Linked DNA regions of Homo sapiens: region 1 is linked to region 2. Evidence: read pairs that join two places in POLR2A ChIA-PET (ENCODE). Cell type or tissue: PC-9. All regions are shown on one strand.

What was found. Peaks named below come from ENCODE experiments on the same cell type or tissue, not always from the same donor. Only the 100,000 strongest peaks of a DNase experiment are listed, where the experiment ranks them.
Region 1: POLR2A ChIA-PET joins it to region 2 with 16 read pairs; 10 of 35 experiments call an interaction of 5 or more read pairs at or near these places.

The regions. Positions count from the first base shown.
Region 1 is chr11:67,199,793-67,202,292 of GRCh38, forward strand. The region is part of intron 5 of KDM2A (lysine demethylase 2A); the gene reads left to right. Among named protein-coding and RNA genes, the nearest start is that of GRK2, 65 kb to the right of the region's middle. In PC-9, no CTCF peak of the experiment used is centred here; no DNase peak of the experiment used is centred here.
Region 2 is chr11:67,129,164-67,131,663 of GRCh38, forward strand. The region is part of intron 2 of KDM2A (lysine demethylase 2A); the gene reads left to right. Among named protein-coding and RNA genes, the nearest start is that of KDM2A, 11 kb to the left of the region's middle. In PC-9, no CTCF peak of the experiment used is centred here; a DNase peak (open chromatin) is centred at 1,088; H3K27ac peaks cover 1,707 bases.

The DNA of each region.
Region 1 (2,500 bases), 71 kb after region 2:
ACTAAACAACAGATTTTCCATGTAAATGAAACAGCCTTCTATTGGAAGAAGATAGCATCTAGGATTTTCATAGCTAGATAAAAGGCAGTTGCTTCAAGGGACAAGTTGACTCTCTTGTTAGGGGCTAATGCAGCTGGTGATTTTAATTGGAAACCAAATTTAACATTCCAAAAAAAGCTTATTTACCATTCCAAAATCCTAGGGCCCTTAAGAATTATGCTAAATCTACTCTATTAATGGAACAACAAAGCCTAGATGATATCACATCTGTTTTACAGCATGGTTTACTGAATTTATTAAGCCCACTGTGGAGATCTGCTCAGGAAAAAAGGTTCCTTTCAAAATGTTACTGCTCACTGGCAGTGTACCTCTTCACCCAAGACCTCTGATGGGAATGTACAAAGAGATTAATATTGTTTGTGTGGTTTTTTTTTTTCTTTTTAGACGGAGTCTCTCTCTGTTGCCCAGGCTGGAGTGCAGTGGCACGATCTCAGCTCACTGCAAGCTCCACCTCCTGGGTTCACGCCATTCTCCTGTCTCAGCCTCCCGAGTAGCTGGGACTACAGGCGTCCGCCACCACGTCCGGCTAATTTTTTTCGTATTTTTAGTAGAGATGGGGTTTCACCATGTTAGCCAGGATGATCGCGATCTCCTCACCTCATGATCCGCCCGCCTCAGCCTCCCAAAGTGCTGGGATTATAGGCGTGAGCGACCGTGCCCAGCCTGTTTGGTTTTTTAAGACAAGGTCTCATTCTGTTGCCCAAGTTGGAGTGCAATGGTACAATCATGGCTCACTGCAGGCTCAGTGTCCCTGGGCTCAGGTGATCCTTCCACCTCAGCCTTTAGCTGGGACTACAAGCACATGCCAACACACCCAGTTAATTTTTGTGTTTTGGTAGAGACACAGTTTGACCCTGTTACCCAGGCTGGTTTAGAACTCCTGGGCTCAAGGGATTTGCCTGCCTCAGCTTCCCAAAGTGCTGGGATTACAGGCATGAGCTACCATGCCTTGCCTGAGATTAATACCGTTTTCATGCCAGATAGCAGTATTCATTCTGTGGCCCATGGATCAAGGAGTAATCTCAACTTTAGTCTTATTATTTAAGAAATATATTTCATGGCCTGGCACAGTGGCTCACACCTGTAATCCCAGCACTTTGGGAGGTCGAGGCGGGTGGATCACGAGGTCAGGAGATTGAGACCATCTGGCTAACACGGTGAAACCCAGTCTCTACTGAAAATAGAAAAAAAATTAGCCGGGCGTGGTGGCGGGCGCTTGTAGTCCCAGCTACTGGGGAGGCTGAGGCAGGAGAATGGCGTGAACCCGGGAGGCGGAGCTTGCAGTGAGCCGAGATTGCACCACTGCACTACAGCCTGGGCGACTGAGCAAGACTCTGTCTCAAAAAAAAAAATATATATATATATATGTGTGTGTGTGTGTGTATATATATATATTTCATAAGGCTATAGCTGACATAGTGATTCTGCTGGTAAATCTGGACCAAATAAATTGAAAAACATCTGGAAAGGATTCACCACTGTAGATGCCATTAAGAACATATTTATGGCCAGGCATAGTGGCTCATGTCTGTAATCCCAATGTTTTGATAGGCCCAGGTGGTGGATCCCTTGAGGCCAGGAGTTTGAGACCAGCCTGGGAAACATAGTGAGACCATCTCTACAAAAAATTAGCCATGGCCCGGTGCGGTGGCTCACGCCTGTAATCCTAGCAGTTTGGGAGGCCAAGGTGGGCAGATCACAAGTCAGGGGTACAAGACCAGCCTGACCAGTATGGTGAAACCTGGTCTCTACTAAACATACAAAAATTAGCCGAGTGTGGTGGCATGGGCCTGTAGTCCCAGCTACTTGGGAGGCTGAAGCAGGAGAATCACTTGAACCTGGGAGACGGAGGTTGCAGTGAGCCAAGATCACACCACCCCACCACACTCCAGCCTAGGCAACAGAGCTAGACTCCATCTCAAAAAAAAAAAAAAAAAAAAAAAAAAAAAAAAATTAGCCATGCTTGGTGGTGTACACCTGTAGTCCCAACTATTTGGGTGGCTGAGGTGGGAGGATCACTTGAGCCCAGGAATTCGAGGTTGCAATGAGCTCTGATCTTGCCACTCTATTCCAGCCTGGGCATGAGAGTGAGACCCTGTCTCTAAAAAAAATAATTAAAATGAAAAAGAGCATTTGTGGTACATGGGAGGAGGTCAAAATATCAACATTAACAGGAGTTTGGAAAAAGTTGGTTCCCACCCTTATTGATGACTTTGAGGGGTTCAAGACTTCAGTGGAGGAAGTAACTGCAAATGTGGTGAAAATAGTGAGAGAGCTAGAATTAGAAATGGAGTCGAAGATGCGACTGAATTGCTGCAATCTATAATGAAACTTGAGCAGATGGAAGAGTTGCTTCTTATGGATGAGCAAATAAAGAAGTTTGTTTTTTTAAGATGGAATCTACTCCTGGTGGAGATGCTGTAAACATTGTTAAAATAAC
Region 2 (2,500 bases):
TAGATAAGAAACAGAGACCTAAACTATAACAAATAAAAACGTATGTGTAGCACACATGTCAGACTACCACATTGATGATGTTTGGTATTTGGACCATTTAGAACAAATAATAAAGTGTCTAGTTGATTTTAAAAGTTTAGTCTGTCTAGGTACAGTGACTTAGGCCTGTAATCCCAGCACTTTGGGAGACCAAGGCCAGTGGAATGCTTGACGTCAGGAGTTGAAGACCAGCCTGACCAACATGGTGAAACCCCGTCTCTACTAAAAATACAAAAATTAGCCGGGCATAGGCCGGGCGCGGTGGCTCACACCTGTAATCCCAGCACTTTGGAAGGCCGAGGCGGGCGGATCACAAGGTCAGGAGATCGAGACCATCCTGGCTAACACGGTGAAACCCCGTCTCTACTAAAAATACAAAAAATTAGCCGGGCGTGATGGTGGGCGCCTGTAGTCCCAGCTACTTAGGAGGCTGAGGCAGGAGAATGGTGTGAACCCGGGAGGCGGAGCTTGCAGTGAGCCCAGATCACGCCACTGCACTCCAGTCTGGGTGACAGAGCGAGACTCCATCTCAAAAAAAAAAAAAAAAAGAAAAAGAAAAATAGCCGGGCATAGTGGCACATGCCTGTAATCCCAGCTACCCAGGAGGCTGAGACAGGAGAATCGCTTCAACTCGGGAGGCAGAGGTTGCTGTACGCCGAGATCGTGCCACTGCACTCCAGCCTGGGCGACAGAGACTCTGTCTCAAAAAAAAAAATTAAAAAAATTAAAGTTTAGTCTGAATTTTAAGCTCTCCTATTCTTTTTTTTTTTTTCTTTTGTGAGACAGTTTCACTGTGGTCACTCAGGCTGGAGTGCAATGGTGCGATCTCTGCTCACTGCAACCTCCGCCTCCCGGGTTCAAGTGATTCTTCAGCCTCAGCCTCCCTAGTAGCTGGGATTACAGGCGTCCGCCACCCCACCTGGCTAATTTTTTTTTTTTTCTTGCACCAAAGCTTTCTAAAGTTAGTGATTTATTTCTGACAAGTTTGCAAAACCCAAGAGAGAGCAGTTTTCTGGGTTGAACTCATACTTCGTGTTTACTCGAGTCTGAGTCACGGCACCTGACTTCCTCACAGGTGCACCTGACTGCTCTTTACCACCTGGCTAATTTTTATATTGTTTTAGTAGAGACAGGGTTTCACCATGTTGGTCAGGCTGGTCTCAAACTCCTCACCTCCAGTGATCCGCCCACTTCGGCCTCCCAAAGTGTTGGGATTACAGGCGTGAGCCACCATGCCCGGCCTTAAGCTCTCCTGTTCTAATCCTGTCCTAAACTGTGCCTAGGTTTTGCTGACCTTTAGACAGCCTTAAAGCTGTGAAGTTGCAAGTGATGATGTTTGTGTTATTCTCGGGTCTTGGTTTTGGTTATTAAGTCAAGGAATTGATACATTATGTATATCATGTAGATAGACATACATTCTTTGTATCTTTCTATTTTGGGGGGGTAACGGACACTCTTAATTAGGTTTCATTAATTTTCTCTGTTTATCTCACTTTTGGAATAATACTTTATTTTTGCATTGCACTTTCACATCAAAAAGGGTTAAAATTCAGTAAACATTTATTATATGCCAGATAGTAGGCTAGGTTCTTTCATATATATTACCTTATTTAATTCTCAAAACAACCCTGGAAGGTAGATGGTATCGTTTTAAACCTTGATTTTTTTTTTTTTTTTAATTATGGAGAGAGAGGCCCAGGGAGGGGCCATGACTTGCCCAAGATCACAGAGTCGGTAAGAGGTGAAACCAGACCTTGAACTCAGGTACCCTGACTCCAAACTCCCAGGTTTCTTCTCTCATACCATCCAACGTCTCTTGTGTACTTTATACAGAAAACAGGCCGGGTGCAGTGGCTCACGCCTGTAATCCCAACTACTTTGCAAGGCCGAGGCGGGCAGATTGCCTGAGGTCAGGAGTTCAAGACCAGCCTGGCCAACATGACGAAACCCCATCTCTACTAAAAATACAAAATTAGCTGGGCATGGTGGTGCACGCCTGTAGTCCCAGCTACTCGGGAGGCTGAGGTGGGAGAATCGCCTGAACCTGGGAGGTGGAGGTTGCTGTGAGCTGAGATCTCACCGTCGCACTCCAGCCTGGGTGACAAGAGCGAAACTCCGTCTCAAAAAAATAATAATAATAACACTCTTACTCCACGGTGTGTAGGCTGAGTACTTTCTCTCTTTTGAGGCTACTTTAGTGTTTTCTTTTCTTTTTTTTTTTTTTTTGAGATGGAATTTCGCTCTTGTCGCCCAGGTTGGAGTGTAGTGGTGCGATATTGGCTCACTGAAACCTCTGCCTCCCAGGTTCAGGCAATTCTCCTGCCTCAGCCTCCTTAGTAGCTGGGATTACAGGCGTGTGCCACCACGCCTGGCTAATTTTTGTATTTTTAGTAGAGATGGGGTTTTACCATATTGGCCAGGCTGGTCTGGAACTCCTGACCTCGGGTGATCCACTTGCCTT